2 separate regions of the Homo sapiens genome follow, and region 1 is linked to region 2. A link is a loop called in an ENCODE intact Hi-C map of the cell type or tissue named here. Cell type or tissue: Panc1. All regions are shown on one strand. Each heading gives the region's core, and the rest is flanking DNA. Links, peaks and the distances in the headings are about the cores only. Region 1 has its middle 7.4 kb from the start of HLA-DRA. Region 2 has its middle 19 kb from the start of HLA-DOB.

What was found. Hi-C counts contacts between places; a loop is a spot of excess contacts. Peaks named below come from ENCODE experiments on the same cell type or tissue, not always from the same donor. Only the 100,000 strongest peaks of a DNase experiment are listed, where the experiment ranks them.
Region 1: it touches region 2 in a loop (4-fold over the local background); 38 of 110 quality-filtered maps call a loop at or near these places.

Annotation. Positions count from the first base shown.
Region 1 is chr6:32,428,310-32,436,654 of GRCh38, forward strand. No RefSeq gene overlaps it. Among named protein-coding and RNA genes, the nearest start is that of HLA-DRA, 7.4 kb to the right of the region's middle. In Panc1, for the core only: a CTCF peak has its summit at 4,018; no DNase peak of the experiment used is centred there; H3K27me3 peaks cover 1,859 bases.
Region 2 is chr6:32,793,742-32,802,086 of GRCh38, forward strand. No RefSeq gene overlaps it. Among named protein-coding and RNA genes, the nearest start is that of HLA-DOB, 19 kb to the right of the region's middle. RefSeq lists an enhancer at 938-1,082 and a cis regulatory region at 1,010. In Panc1, for the core only: CTCF peaks have their summits at 3,472 (motif pointing left) and 3,672; a DNase peak (open chromatin) is centred at 3,450; H3K4me3 peaks cover 780 bases; H3K27me3 peaks cover 2,768 bases.

The sequences.
Region 1 (8,345 bases), core at 196-8,195, 370 kb before region 2:
TAAGAGTCACACCATTCCCCCACCCCCCACCATCCCTACACTGTGCCAACCACTAATTTGATTTTCATCTGTATAATTTTATCATTTAGAAAATGTTATATAAATGGAATTATACTATATGTGACCTTCCGAGACTGGCATTTTGTACTCAGAATAATGCCCTTGGGATCTGTATTAGGTGCTCCAGAGCAGTTGTACTAACAGGATATGTATATATAGAAAGATACTTCTTTTAAAGAATTTGCTCACATGATTGTGGAAGCTTACTGAGTCCAAATTCTGATGGAAGAGGCCAGCAGTGGAGGAGACTGGGACAGAGTTGCAGTTTGAGCCCAAAGGTAGTCTGCTGTGGAACCAGGAAGAGCCAGGATTGCAGATGGAGTCTGAGACAATCTGTTGGAGAGTTCCCTCTTATGCTAATCAGGCATTCAACTGATTAAATGAGGGGAACCCAGTTATGGAGGGCAATGTACTTTACTTAAAATCTACTGACTTAAATATGTAACTCTCACCCCAAAACTGCCAGATGATGTGAAATTCCATGTCCTCTACTTGGCTCCATTGACACTCAGATGGAGTAGATTAAACAACAGACATTTACTGAAAGTCCTCACTTAACATCATCAATAGGTTCTTAGAAGCTGTGACTTTAAGCAAAATGACATATAATAAAACTAATTTGACCATAGGCTAATTCAGCGATCCCCAACATTTTTGGCACCAGGGACTGGTTTTGTGGAAGAAAATTTTGCCATGGATGGGGGTTGGGGACTAGCGGTGGCAGGGAGTGGGATGGCACAACCTAGATCCCTCGCATGGGCAGTCCACAATACAGTTCACAAAGGTTTGCACTCCTGTGAGAATCCAATGCCTCTGCCGATCTGACAGCAGGCCATTAGTGGTCTGTGGCCCAGGGGTTGGGAACCCCTGGGCTAATTGATGCGAACAAGATTTAAGTTCCTGTGGCTTATTTCTGGTCACAAACACATCACCAAACTCCTAAATAAAGACTCAGAACACTTCTAATATTAAACATTAAAATAAATGGGAACTATATATACATTTAAGGTAGGTTTATAATAACAAGTAAGATAATTAATTATCCAGTTTTTGGTGAATTAGTGAGTGATGGTGGTCACAGTGGTGGTGGGTTACATTAAGGAACAAATGTTTGTAAAATGAAAATGGTAAGGAGCACCTCCTGCCACCACACAGCTCAAACACAAAGAAGAACAAATACGTTGAACTCACTGAGTACTTTTGTACCCCATTGTTTACTATTGTACAGTTGTATGAATATCATGTACTTTACAAATTTTTATTTTAGAAACATTTCTATTCATTCGCTTATTCATTTTCCAACCTGCTTATTCCAGTTCAAGGTCATGGATGACTGGAGCCTATCCCGGCAGCTCAAGGACAAGAGAGGAACCAACCTTGTATAGGATGCCATCCCATCCATTGTGGGATGCAGACACACACACACATACACACAAAGTCACTCTGCTGGGACAATTTAGACTCACCAATTAACCTAACATGCATGTCTTTGGGATGTGGGATAAAACTCAAATACACAAAGAAAACCCATGCGGACGTGGGGAGAACACACAAACTCCTCATGGACAGTGGCCCTGGCCAGGAACCTATTTATTTTCTCACCAACATTGTAACAAAACGTTGAACAAAACAATGCTGTAGGAGGACCCTCTGTGTTTCTCACAGTCCTGGAGGCTGGGAAGTCCAAGATCAAGATGCTGACAGGTTCAATTCCTGGTGAACTTAGAACTGAAGGCTCTCTGGCAGGGGTGCCTTGTGGCTGCAGGCTGGGTATAGAAACTCAGGCTCCCCACTAGGCCTCCACTTACAGAATCCTGACTGGGAGGGAGAGGGTCTCATCAGCGCTCCCACATGGCCTCTACTGACACCAGGAAGGGAGAAGTGCCTCCTTACACCTGGACAGTGGTGAAAGTCCCAGCTTTCTACTTGGCCTCCTCTGACAACACCTTGGCAAAGTGGGTGAGGAGTGCTTCCTTGCAACAGGGCAGGTGGAAGTCCAGGCTCTTCACATGGGCTTCACTAACACCACAGTGTGGAGGTGGCTGATTACTGATAGGCAGGGGCAAAAGTCCTAGGTCCCCAGTTGGCTTCCTCTGACATAAGCCTGATGGGTCTAGGTAGTGTCTCATTATCGCCAGGCAATGGGATAAGACAAAGCTCCTCACTCAGTGTTTGCTGACTGAGGCGGGATGGAAGCCCCTGATTTTTCTGTATTTGACTGGAGTAGTGCGGTTACTGTCAGTTATCTGCCTGGTAGGCTGCTCTTTCTTGTTCCCTTGGATAGAGAAACATGCTTTCCTTAGGATATTTTTGTCTGTGACTACTGATGTTTCCTGTTTTCCAGTTTCTCCAGCACTCATTCCTGGATATATTAGGCAGAAAGAAGACCTATGAAACTCACCACTCTGTCATTCCCCAATCCCATGGTCTGAGGCCAACCTGCTTCTCCTCTCCATCATTCAAGGGCTTTTTATGTCTGTCTGTAGCTGTACTTAGCAGGAGGAATAGGAAGAATTGTACCTACTTCATCTTGTCTTAGAACCAGAAATCTCTCACCATATTTTTTAAAATATGTTTTTGTCATATATTAAAATATTATACCTCTATCCTTAGATCCTTAAATAAACATATAATGTATCCTTAGAGTTAAGTTAATTTGGTAACAAAAATAAAACAAGACTAAAACTATTAATTATGTTAAAGCCATAAAAATATGCAAATTTTTTCCCAAAATATGGGAAATGTGCGTGTGTGTGTGTGTATCTCCTATGTATACACATATACCATATGACATATACACATAAAAAAAGACATAAAATGAAAATTGCCGATGTATCAATACCCGGGGGCAGGGAGTATTCTCAGGTTTAACTAAATACTCATATTCAAGTTTTTACCATAGGCCACACCTGGCTCTCAGATTCACTTAGAAGGATATTAGACAGGAGTCAAAGTATGCCAAAGTGCTGAATCAGGTCTTTTTCTTCAGTGGGAGAAGTTCTTGAAACAGTCTATAATTTATTCCAGGTGCTAGTTTCATCCTCTGCCCCCATCCCCCAAGTGACAACTCAGGTACAAGGAGCTGAATTTACACCTGTGGAAGTTGTGTCCACCCTAGCTTAGAATCCTCATGTCATCTACGAGCTAGTACCTCTTATAACAAACCCATGGGCACAGCTTCCAGAGTCCCTGTAAAGGGCATGCTCAGTTACAAGGGTCACTGCATTTGGAAATACCCAAACTATGGGTCCCCGTCATTTGTTACGGTTCATGAAATATTCTTCCCAGTAAAGATACAAAATGCCAACCAGAAGCCATTTGTGCCATAAGCAATGTTGTCTAAAAATCCAGCTGACATTCTTCCTCCATCAGGTTTCCAGAAAACAGCTAGAAAATTAGCCTAAGATTAAATACATCATGGAGAAGTAGAAAGGGTGTTATAAAGCATTTATCCACAAGATTCAAAATGAAATACAGTTAATTTTGTCCGTTTTAAGACATTATTTCAACCTTCAAATTATTTAAAAGAAGTACATCCTATATTTTGTGTGCTTATTCAAAAAAGGCATGGTAATACTTATAAAAAGACTTTAAATATTTTTATAAGTTTTAAATATTTTATAAGTAATTTTATAAATAAAATTACAAACCATTTAAGTGACCTAATTAAATCAAACACACTTTGAGTATGCACATAAGAAAAAAATTAGTTGAAGCATCCTGACTTAAGAAATCCTTGATCTTTCATAAGGTGTCTGAATACTCAATGTCAAAAACACTTATGAAGAATTAAACACTGTTGACCACAAGAGGGAAACCTAGTCCCAGTTATACTATAAATTAGAAAATCAAGGGAAAAATATGTGTCCTGAGAACTTTTGAAATAGTCACATATAAACATAGTATACAAGAAAAAACCAACCGTCATCCCTACCCAAGGACATGTTTGTGGTATGAGTGGTTTTAGTGTTTTGAGTGGACTGGTTCTTGGACTCCACATATTATTGGCTACAGAGATAGAGACTTGATTTAGAAAATCACAGTTGCCACTTTCTAAGTAAGCCCTTGACCAAAAGACTAGATTTCTTTAAACCCAGTTTTCTCAGGTAAAATGGAAATACAACTATTATCTAATAAATATAAGTAAGCTTTAGTGTCATAGTCATAGCAGTAGTATTTTCAATTGGTAAAAAGAAACTGGACCCCAAAAAAGAATTTCAGTGAAAGCAGTAACAGTCTTCTGGCATATTTCTCACCTTTCTTTCTACCTTAAAGGTTCAAAGTTCCTAAGTAATCTCAGAAACCTAAAATAGTTTATTCTCTATCCTCACTATTGGTTTTTAAAAAACATTTTGCAGCATGGACCACTGCTCGTGTACAGATGCTCTCCAACTTAACAATAGGGTTATGTCCCAATAAACCCATTATAACTTGAAAATATCTTAAGCTGAAAATGCATTTAATACACCAATAAACCCATCATAAAGTTGAACAATCATAAGCCAAATTATAAGTCAGAGACCATCTGTATTAGCTTAAGTCTTGGAATGGTTTATTTTTTAGATGCCATTTAGCCACTTATATTCTCTTCTATTTTATTGTGAGAACTAATTCCCCTCTTACATTCTGTGCTTGACCCATGCTATACTTAGTGTGAACAAGAGCCACCTTCTTCTCATGACTTCTATTTTTTTGTGAAAATTTCCTTCACTCATTCACGACATTTGGATTTGAAATCTTACCTACTTAAGTACTTTAAAAAATCATTTTCTACCATCTTTCTTATCAGGAGGCTCTAGTGATTCCTTCTCCACACTTCTAACTTCTCATCTTCACACTCCTTGTCTTCCTAACTTCACTACAGTAAGTGTTTTACATGTTTAGAACTCAGCTCCTTTACTATGATTGCTAACCATGTACCTTAAATAAACCATCTTCTAGTTTTTTGTTTCTTACTCTCAATTATACCTTTTAGAAAAGAATTAAGAGTAGAAAAAGACTGCTACATAGACATTCTTATGATCTTCAGAAATGAGCACAGATCATGCTTAATGAAAAAAGATTTCCAAACAATGCTGCATATGTCCAGAGAAAAGGTGGCAGAAATGACTGTCGTTTGGGGGCACTATTGTCTGGACATGGCCAGTTCTCAGAACTCCAGTCCCTAAATTCCCTTCTAACTAAAGGAAAAGCCTCTTAAGGGTCTTATAGAAATCCTGCCACTTTCACCTGAAAGAATAATCTTCAGTTATGTGGCACATGGCCAAGAGTAAAAGTCTTTAGTCACTTGGAAGCAGACAGACACTGTAATGCTAAATAATTGGACATAACATGGAACTTACTGAGGCCTCAAATATCAATTTTACTTTGGGAAAAAGAGCAGCATCCTTAAAAGTGATTGAAAGTAACTCAAGTTTATTCCTTAACAGAGTGATGCTTAATCTAACAAAAAACATGTTATATGCACACTCTTCTCCATTACCTTGTAAGAAAACTGGACTAGGAAACACAGCTGAAATGGCCAGTTCTGCCTCCATTTCCTAAACCGTGTTATAATTATGTCTATGTGACCAGTAACAGACAATGACCATGATTTATACTTTTTCATATGTTTGTTGTTTTGTTTTCAATGTTTGTGGTCTTTCCTCAGTATCAGCTAAGAGGCCATTAACACAGATATCTGTTTATGGACATGCGACACTGTTGTTCACCTCTTTTGCAGAATTCATAAAGAAATGATGGGGAAAACACATCAAAGATAGAGTGGATAAAGCAAATGTGCCACATATACACCATGGAATACTATGCAGCCATGAAAAAGAATGAGTTCATGTCCTTTGCAGGGACATGGATGAAGCTGGAAACCATCATTCTCAGCAAAATAACACAGGAACAGAAAACCAAACACTGAATTTTCTCACTCATAAGTGGGAGTTGAACAATGAGAACACATGGACACAGGGGCCTGTTGGGGGGGTGGGGGGCAAGGGGAGGAGAGCATTAGGACAAATACCTAGTGCTTGAGGAGCTTAAAACCTAGATGACGGGTTGATGGGAGCAGAAAACCACCACGGCACATGTATACCTATGTAACAAACCTGCATGTTCTGCACATGTATCCCAGAACTTAAAGTAGAATAAAATAAATAAGTAAATAAGGAATGATGGGACAAACAAGTTTCTGTTATTGTCTCTCTACTGACCAAAGGGTGGTCAGAGAGTATAGGATGAAGCAGATTTGTGATATCCTTGAATAGATCTGCTCTTTACTATGAATTCTATCATCTACTCCCAGCGTATGTGGGAAAGGGACCAACTTACTTGCCTGGAATTTAGTGAAATTGTTTTCTAGGGGGACCAAGAGTTTCCTCTACTTGATATGAAGTTGGGTGGTTGAAGATGATAGGATTGGCTTCTGCTTCCATCAGAATCCTAAAGGGCAGGGTATATGGACTAGTTGGTATTGGATCTTGGAAACTGTGATGCATTGGGAATGGTCACACTCCCAGAGTTTGTGGACACAAAGAATGTTTTAGTGTCCCCTACACACCAGACACGGGCCATGAAGGAATCTGAAGAGCCTACCAAACCTTGCACAAGAGAAAAGCTTTACTTGGAACATCATCCAGGCTCAGAGAACACAAATATTTCATTTCCAGTAAGACGTTTCTGGTCTTTTTCTCTTCCTCCCCTTCCCTGAACCTACCCTAGATGAGCTATGGCCTCAAAGTGCCAGTAGAACGTAAGAAGGAAGGAGAACCACACTCATTCCTGCCTTCAACAATTTACACAGGGATAGAAAGAGATTTATATTAAATCAAGTTGGGACTTTCAATTATTATATAGTACCAAACAATCTAATTGCTGAACTAAGATATACTTGTGCAATTTAAGGGAATTGTAGAATAGCATATTAATTAGAATCAAGAAAATAATTCATGAAGTATGCTATAATTCCTACCCAAGCGCAGGGGAATAGCATCTCTAATGAAATTCTCTAAAGAGGCAAGAGCAGGCACAATGAGTTTTTGTTTGATTAAAGATTCCATTTAGTGCTTATCCAACCTAGCAATTACATTTGTATGCTTCAGATGTTTTAAAAAAATAAACAAAAGAAAGTACCTTAAATAAAGAATAGGATCAAATAGTATTTAAACAATTGAGTAAATTAAAAAATTATATGAATTAGATTGATTGAAATTGATACTTTCCTAATTCTCCTCCTTCAACACACAGACACACACACACACAACACGTATGCATACAAACACATCTGAATTCTATAAAATCATTCTGACCTTGATGAGATTCCATAGTTTACTCATGCAACAGAACATAATGTCTAAATGAAGTTTCTGGTCTCTGTTTTACATGGATGATTGAGTAAAATCATTCCCTATTCCTGGAAGAATAGCTAAGAAAGGATTCACAGGTGAGGACATGCGTTTTTTCAGAAGATGAGAACAAAGATGAGAAGATGAGAGCAACAGAATGTCCTATATCCTAATTCTCTGTGCTGACTTCGGAGTGGCCAATATGATAGAGATGGAAGGAACTCTGAAAACAAATTGCCAGAATTTCTAAGGAACAGGAGATGTTGAGTGAGTGAATCAAGCCATGGACTGGCTGTATGGGGGCAGCTATTAGAGACAACTACCCTTAGACTTCTTTGGTGATTGGTCAAGCTAATCTTTTCCTTCAGAGTCTCTCAATTATAAGACTTAGCTTGTGCCATTTAGAACAGACAAGAACACAGAGAATTATAGAACAATCTGACTACAGGTTCTCAAGTTAAAGCAATGAAACTTGTAGTTGGCCGGCAGGAAAATATTCTGAGATGTGGATTCAAAGTTTCTAAGTGTGCACACGTACACACACACACCCCTACCTGCATGCATTTTGTAATTTACAAAGACTAGTCAAGTAAAGAGGGGTAATTTCACACCCCAGGAGGTCTGTATAAAGATAACTCTGGTCTTTAAAGCATCAGGTTTCAGGTAGAGGTGAAGAGAGAATGAATCAAACTCAAACTGCCATCCTCCCAGGTTAAAGATGAGTCCAGTCATCGTGGAGGCCTCTATTAACACAGGACATGCTAGGAAGGCCCATTAACCCACTGCCCTAGCACATTTGTTAACGTCCTAGTGCATTTGTTGATATCAACAGTTCACAGTTTTTATTCTGATAGGGATCTATTCCAGCAGACCAGCTTCTGTGACCTCTCAGGATGAGAAAAAGTAACACAAGAAAAGCTTCTTATGTAGTGAATTGAGAAGGAAATACCT
Region 2 (8,345 bases), core at 330-8,329:
GACCTCTCTTTAAACTAAGGTACATCTCACTGTTTCAACTCATGCCTCTGTGTCCTGCTCAGTGATTCACCATCTCCCTATACAAGAGATCCCCGACCTAGCAAGCTCATCTACAAACAAATATTCTTATTCTTGGAACAGAGTTGCCAAAAGCAGAGGCACACAGAAAAAAAAGTCTGTGTTTGAGAGCTCAGGAGAGAGAGGAGCCAAAAGAAACATCTACCAGCAGCTAAATGATTTGGTTCCTGAAGGGATTCGCTTCCATGAATAAGAATACGAGTAGGTACTCTCATTGGTACTTCTTCCTTATCTGTAGGTACCTGAGATGACTGTGTCCTCTAAAGCTTCTGTGATGCTAGATGCACCCAACATCATTTTCTATAATTGAGGATCGTAGCTTTCCCCTGTGATCCTCTGGCTCTATTGTGGGAAGATAGTCAAAAAATCATCTTTTAAAGTAGGAAATAAACTTCTTTTTATAGAATCAGCTCCCCTTCCTCTGCGCTTGTGGTTTCCATTACTATAAAAGAGAGCACTGAAGTCCAAAGAAAGTACTGTGTATTTCCCTTTTGGGGCCCTGATGTTCTGCCCATGGCATTCATGCCCCCAAAATTGTTTCATGCCACCATGAAATTGCCTCCACGTGGTGCCCATCTTTTTCCCTTCACTCATATTCTCAACATTTCCAGAACCAGAGAGAGAGAGACAGAGAAACAGAGAAGTTCTGACCTCAACACCACCTTTTCCTACAGAATATGTGGCACCCGTATTTTGTCAGAGAAGACAAATGCGTTGTTCCTCAGATTGGTAGGATTCATGGGCATTTCATCCTCATAATATGAGGTTGTATGCAGACAGTGCCTCCTGGTATCAAGAAGCCATGTGAGTTACACCACAGAGGAGAGGAAGTTAGGGGTTTCAAATATTTCAAAGAATAAGGAAGCTAAGTCATACTCAGAAGTTAACAAGAACTTTGGGGAGAGAGGAAGTCAAAATACAGAAATGCATTCAAAAAAAAGTTTAGGATGTAGAGGAGGATGGGATCACCATGAGACAGCCGTCCAATGCCCATGATAGTTCCTGTTACAGTAAGCCACATCTTCAGATAGAGAGAGAAAAGGCCACATGTATACTTACCTTGTATGAATGAGCACTGTTGTTTGATGAATTCCATCTCTTCCCCTCTTTTCAGTCCCTTCATCCTCATTGTAATAACAAGACTGCTGGTGATGTGGCCATGCAGAGCTCTTGTCCCTCATGTTCTTTCCACCTCGATCTTTCACTTTTCTCTATTTCTGCTTCTCCTGGTCCTACCTGGGCTCTCCCCAAGGGCTGCTCCTCACCGGGCAGCTAGTTACACGGCCACCACCACCCTGCCATCTACACAGAGGCCCTCCATCTCTCTGTGACCATTTTGATGAGATCTCTTTTTTTCATGGCATCCATCTTGGCAGTAGCAAGTTCATAGCCCAGAGTAAGAGGATTACCTGTTGGGATGCACAAAGGAATTTAAACCCCATTGAAATTTGTGACCCAAATCATTGTTTATGCTTAACAGAAATAGCAGCAATAAGATCGATTGAGGAATTATCTCACGTACTAAAACAGAAGACCTATCATTTTGTGGGAGGTAGTAGCCATGAATCCAAATCAAGCCTAGTAGTAGTACATTCCCCAGCGTGCTCAGAATATGCATAGAGAGTTTAAATCAAGGCGTAAGAGTTTCCAACCCTTCTATCTGTATGGCCAAGCCCCATTCATGTTAGTGCTGGAAGCATTCTTCCTGTATCTCATTGGTTTCTCGGGTACTTTTTCTCAATGTCTCCATTTAAAAACGTTTATATAGAGTTCTGGTTTCTGCTTGGGGATGCAGAGAACTGGAAACAATGATGCTTCCTTGCAACATGAAAGAAATCACACAAATTGCAAGGTCGCAATTTTTTTCAACCCATCACAGAGCTGGGATTGAGCTTCCAACTAGCTTGAAATCTAGGAAAGTTGTTGCCTGAGTGCTTGCTTACCTAAGGCAGGTACAGCTGGGCACTGGTAAGAAGAATTTAGCTGGAATCATTTAAAAATTGACTGAGGTCAAATGTGGGCTGGAAAGAGTACAGAGCCCCAGGGGCTCACGAGTATAGGGCGGTTCACACCTTCTTGCAAGCTTCGTATCCGGGAATGCCAGTGGGTGTTCACAAATAAAAAATGGGAGAGTCCTGAGAAGGCATTCCGCATGCTTTTCAAGGAAAAGAATAAATAGAAGTTAAAGGCTTTATACATCGATGTGCATCAAATGAGTTAATTAACAGAATATAAGGGAAGCAAAGACTTTACTATCTCATGTTGAGAGCAGACTACATACTCAAACCCTATTTCGTCTGTTTTTTGTTTGTTTGTTTGTTTGTTTGTTTGTTTTGAGATGGAGTCTTGCTTTGTCGCCCAGGCTGCAGTGCAGTGGTGCGATCTCCTCTCACTGCAACCTCCGCCTCCCCATTAGCAGGGATTACAGTCGCACACCACCACACCCGGCTAATTTTTTTTTTGTATTTTTAGTAGAGAAGGAGTTTCACCATGTTGGCCAGGCTGGTCTCGAACTCCTGACCTCATGTGATCTGCCTGCCTCGGCTTCCCAAAGTGCTGGAATACACGTGTGGGCCACTGCGCCCAGCCTCCTCCGTTAATCTATTATCATTCTTCTCTAATATTCTCAAACTTACTTAATTCATTAACGTGATATATGTTGACATCTCATTAAATATGTCTCTATTTATGACATACTCAACAACATGTGTGTAGTGTTATAAAATTTTAATTTATTTTATAAATATTTAACACTAACTGAGTGCCAGGCATTCTTCTATGCACTTAAATAGCAGACAGGCATGGTGGCCGACACCTGTAACCCCAGCACTTTAGGAGGCCGAGGCAGGAAGATCACTTGAGCCCAGAAGTTCAAGACCCTGTGGTTTCAGAGGCTGAGGTGGGAAGACCACTGGAGCCCAGGAGGTCAAGACTGCAGCGAGCCATTATTGCACCACTGCACTCCAGCCTGTGGGACAGAGGGAGTGAGACCCTGTCTCAGATGAAAGAAAGACAGAGAGAGAGAGAGGCATAGAGATGCATATGCACACAACGATTACATCGTAGGGCTGTTTAAATTACTCATTCTGGCTGGGGGTCTGTGCTCTAAACCACTATTGGTACGCTATTTCTGTGTGGCTGGTCTGGAAAGCTTCACACCACCCCCCTCTCCCTTCCCTGAATTTCCATATTCCCCCCAACCCTCATTATCCCTTTCAGAGTCTCGCAGGTTGAGGTGATGTGAGAGAGGAAGCAGAAGCGAAGGTTACGCGAGGAAAGCCCCTCGTTAAACTTGGGATTTTCACGGGGACTCAGTCCAGAGGAAGTTGAGAAAACCAACTTAAATTACGGTCTCGATCGCCATCTGGCGGTGGAAGTCCACATTACATCCGCGGAGCAATGGCTGGGAACGTTGCATAATAGAGCGGGGCTCAAATTCCAAATTAAGTTTCTGAATTTTTTCCATCTGGAATTTTATTTGATGATTAGTCTAGCATCGTAATGGTGTCCTTCGTGTTGACGTGAAAACCCAGTCTTCCTTCAGTTCATTTCCCGTTTATTAGGGATGCAAAACTCCAGCCACAGGTGACCTACGACTCTGACTCCTTCCCCACCTACTTTACCCTCCCCTCCCCCAGTACATTCTGGGGCTAAACCCTAAGAGGTACCCATGCATCGCTGGGCCGATGATGAAAATGAAGAAGTCTTCTGATGAAGCGAGACCCCGGAAGTGCAGCTTCAGGCAAAATCCTGAGCGAATTCTTTGCTGCCAGGACAGTCCATAGGCTCTTACTCTTAGAAATTACGTAAGCATGAGCAGTCAACGCTGAAAAGCAGAGAATGTGGTTTTCTGGCGGACTCCAGAGGGAGACCAGGAAATCCTCTCACTTACAATCCATCAAGAGTAGTTCCTCCAAATTGAGTACAAAGTCTCTAAAGGCCAGCAGAGACAAGTAAGGACTTGTAGTGAGCTGCAGCTCACCACCCGGATCAGAACATAAAAGACAGGAGACCTCACGGCCTGGAGACCCACTAGAGCAAAATCTGCCATCCCAGGCAGGGAGGAGAATCAGGCGGAGGCCTGACATGGTGAGGCCTTGCTCCAAGTGGAGAAGGTGCATAAACTTAACAACTTTGTTATTGCCCTGAGGATGTGATGTGGCAAAGGGGACAAGGATTGGATAGATTGTCTTACTGATGGAAGTTGGTAACAAACAAGGCAAATCAAAAAAGAAGCCATGAGATCCAGGGAACTGCTGTACAGGGGACATGGCTGCATAATATTAGTATAGTAACTCATTATGCACTTGTGTGGCAGACAGTGGCTGAATTCTGGAGACGGAAAATATTAATAAGACACGGAGTCCTGCTTACCACCCAGGAGACATATTAGCAAACAAAGGGGCACAGCAGAAATGTGTGTAAAATTAGGACATTGAAGTCACAAACAATTAGGAAAATTTTCTAGTGGAAATGACATTCAAGCTGATCGAGGGTATATGGAGAATGGCTTCCAAGTCTAACAAAGCATGAGCGGCTTGGACACTTGGACAGGCTTCGAGGGAAGTGAAAGTCTTTCGGAATTGGTAAAATGGGTGGGTGACAGATGAAGCAGAGGGCTAGGGATGGATGCCTCACACACCAGGCTAAGGACTTGGGTCTTTGATCTGCAGTCAGTAGGACCAGTATGCAGACTGATAGTAAGGGAAGGGTCATGGGCAGCTTCACGTTTTAGAAAGACTACTCTGATGGGAAGAGTGGGTTAGAGGAGCATAAAATTGAAAGCAGAGAAAGCAGCGTGGGTAACTGTTAGAGTAACACAGACCAGACATGATGGGGCTCGAATTAAAGTAGGATCAGGGATCTAGAGAGAGGGTCAGAGACATGTGAGGGAGCAGATGCAACATGATGTGTCGTCATCCATTGTATATGGGAGAGAGGAGAAGGCGAGAGCAGAAGATGCTTGGGAGACCAAGTGGTTAGTAATTCCAGTCATCAAGAAAGGACAGTTTAAGAGAACATTCCATATTAGACATTTTGTATTTGTAGGGCCTGTGGGTCATCCAGATGAAACTTTACTCTGTGTGGTAGATGGAATAATGCCCCCAACTGCCACCCCTGAAAGATCTGAATCTATGAAACCTGTGAATCTGTTACCTTACATGGCAAAAGGGACTTTGCATTAGTGATTAGATTAAGGATCTTGAGATGGGGAGATTATTCTGGATTAGCCAAGTGGTCCTGATATAATTACATGGGTCCTTCTAAGTGAAAGAAAGAGGCAAGAGAATAGAAGGAGATGTGATATTAGAAGCAAAAATCAGAGGAAAGTGATTGCTGGAAGGGGGCTACAAGCCGAGGAATGCAGCTGGTCGCTGCAAGCTGGAAGAGGCAAAAAACAGATTATCCGCTAAAGCCTTCAGAAGGGGAACACAGACAAGCTAACACCTTGATTAGCCCTGTACAAGTGTTAAAAGAAAAACTTTGAACAAATGAAATTTATTTTGATTTATTTGAGCAAAGCACAATTCATGAATTGGGCAGCATCCAGGACCAGAAGAGGTACAGAGAGCTCCACTGAGCAATAGGGGCAGGCAATATTTATAGAGAGAAAAAGGAAGTGGTATACAGAAGCAGCTTGTTTACAGCTCAGTATTTGCCTTATTTGATCATGGTCTGATCAGTTGGCAACCTGTGATTGCCTGAAGCTTGGCTGCTGTGTTTGCCTGAGACTCAGCTATTTATTACAAGAATATGCTCTTAAGTTAGGGTACAATTTTCTTACACATTAAGTTAGATTTCAGTATACTACGTAGGAATTCAAAGTACAGAGGCCGCTTTAAGCCAAATTTAATTTAATTTAACAGGACCCATTTTAGGCTTATAATTTCCAGAACTGTCCAACAATAAATTTTTGTTGTTTTAAAACACTAAATTGTGGTAATTTGTTACAGCACCAATAGGAAACTAATATATCCTGTAATCACGAAGCAATATAGCTCAAACCTCAGGCTTGGGGACCATATGGATTTGAGTTCTTATCATAGCTCCATCGCTTCCTACCCATATGAACTTGCGTGTCTTAATTAACCTCCCTAAGCCTCCACTTTCTCATTTGTAAAATGGGACTATCTACTAGAATTTCTGTCTGGAAAGAGGAATGGGGAGGCAGTGTGGTCAGCTGTTTTGCATAACAAGCCCTGTAGAAATACAGATGCTCCTTGACTTCAGGTGGGTTTGTGTCCTGATAAACTGCAAGTTGAAAATGCATTCAATACCCCTAACCTATCAAACATCATAGTTTAGCCCAGCCTACCCTCAACATGCTCAGAACACTTACATTAGCGTGGCTGACTGGGAGCTGTGGCTCACTACTGCTGCTCAGCGTCAGGTGAGAGTGTTATACCACATATCACTAGCCCAGAGAAAGACTGACATTTCAAATTTGAAGTACATTTCTTCCAGAATGTGTACTGCTTTCACGCCATCACAGCTGAACAATCTTAAGTGGAACCATCATAAGTCAGGAACCATCTGTATTTGATGTTTTAAACCATGTCATGTATAACTTTTTTAAAAAAAAGATAAAATAATTTTAAATATTAAAATAGGAAAATTTTAAAAAGAAAAAAGACATTTTTTTCTTTTCTTTTTCTTTTCTTTTTTTTTTTTTTTAGGCAGAGTCTTGCTCTGTCACCCAGGCTGGAGTGCAGTGACATGATCTTGGCTCACTGCAGGCTCCACCTCCTGGGTTCACACCATTCTCCTGCCTCAGCCTCCCGTGTAGCTGGGACTACAGGCACCTACCACCATGCCCAGCTAATTTTTCATATTTTTTAGTAGAGACAGGGTTTCACTGTGTTAGCCAGGATGGTCTCGATCTCCTGACCTCGTGATCTGCTCACCTCAGCCTCCCAAAGTGCTGGGATTATAGGCGTGAGCCACATTTTTTATTTTCTAAAATGAAAATGTTGATATTTAATTTTTAATCCCCTTCAAAAAAGCAACTACTCTGTTTATGAGATTTATAGAGAATTCCATATAGTTAATACTAAATACATTCCTACATCAGAATTTGTTTAATACAAAATCAATTATTTAGGTTAAAATGTTAACACTCTTCCGCTAAATTACCACTGCAATTGTGTAACTTCAAAATGCTCAGGATATTGTCAACAGAGGAAATAGAAATTGATCTTCTAGCACAATAGTCAAACAAAATTGACTATACAAGATTTTGGATGCTTGTTACACTGTTGACTCAAAACAATTCTAAACAACTCAATGTACTTGATGGACAGAATGTACTAAGAAACCAACAAAAGCAATTCATTTCTTACTTAGCTACATAAGCTAAGTAAGAAAATCGCAAATGCTGACATCCAAGGAAGCTTTCCAAGCATAGAAATAAACTCTGATAGATTATTTCAGATCCAGGATATTTGGAAAATAAATCAGATTGCCTTTTTGGATAATTCCTAAAGAATCACACAATTATGACTTTTGAATCCTTTATTAATGGAGGTTACAGCAGCCTAAATAACTTGAAAAGTGGGGTTGGCTCTCAAATAACATGGAGGGTTTGTTTTAGAGGAAACATGTAACACGACAGGACTCCAGAAGCACGTGCTTTAAGGTATAAGGACATGTACCCCTGGTGACAGAGGATGTATAAATATTGTGAGTCCAAATATATAGGCCACTTGTTTAAGAAAAAAAGACATTAGGAGTATAAAAAGGAATCAAATGTAAGTGCAAACTCATAATAAATCTAAACTACATGAGGCATAAATCCTAAATAAGTGCTTAAGTAGCTGAAATAGTATCACTTTATGTTGGAAACCTGAAAGGGACTAAATATATGACATAGAGTCCATATTTAAAAACTTCATGTAGGCATTAAATAGAAAGGATACAGCTCATTTGACAACCAGTAGAACAGGCAGCTATTTAAAGAAGCGTAATCCAAGTTAATGATGTACATATATGAGGTATTAGAATACGTAATTCAATGGCCATTCATGATAAAATGCTCAGAAAATGCAAATAGAGAGGAACTGCCTCAATTTGATAAAGAGCATCTGCAAAAAATCTTACAGCTAACACAGCGGTGAAAGACTGAAATTTTTCCCCCAAAGATCGGGAACAAAGCAATGATGTCCACTCTCGCCATGCTTATTCAACATGGCGTTGGAAGTTCTAGATAATGTAATGGGCGAGAAAAAAAAAAGGCGTGCAGATTTCAAAGGAAGAAATAAAAATGGATC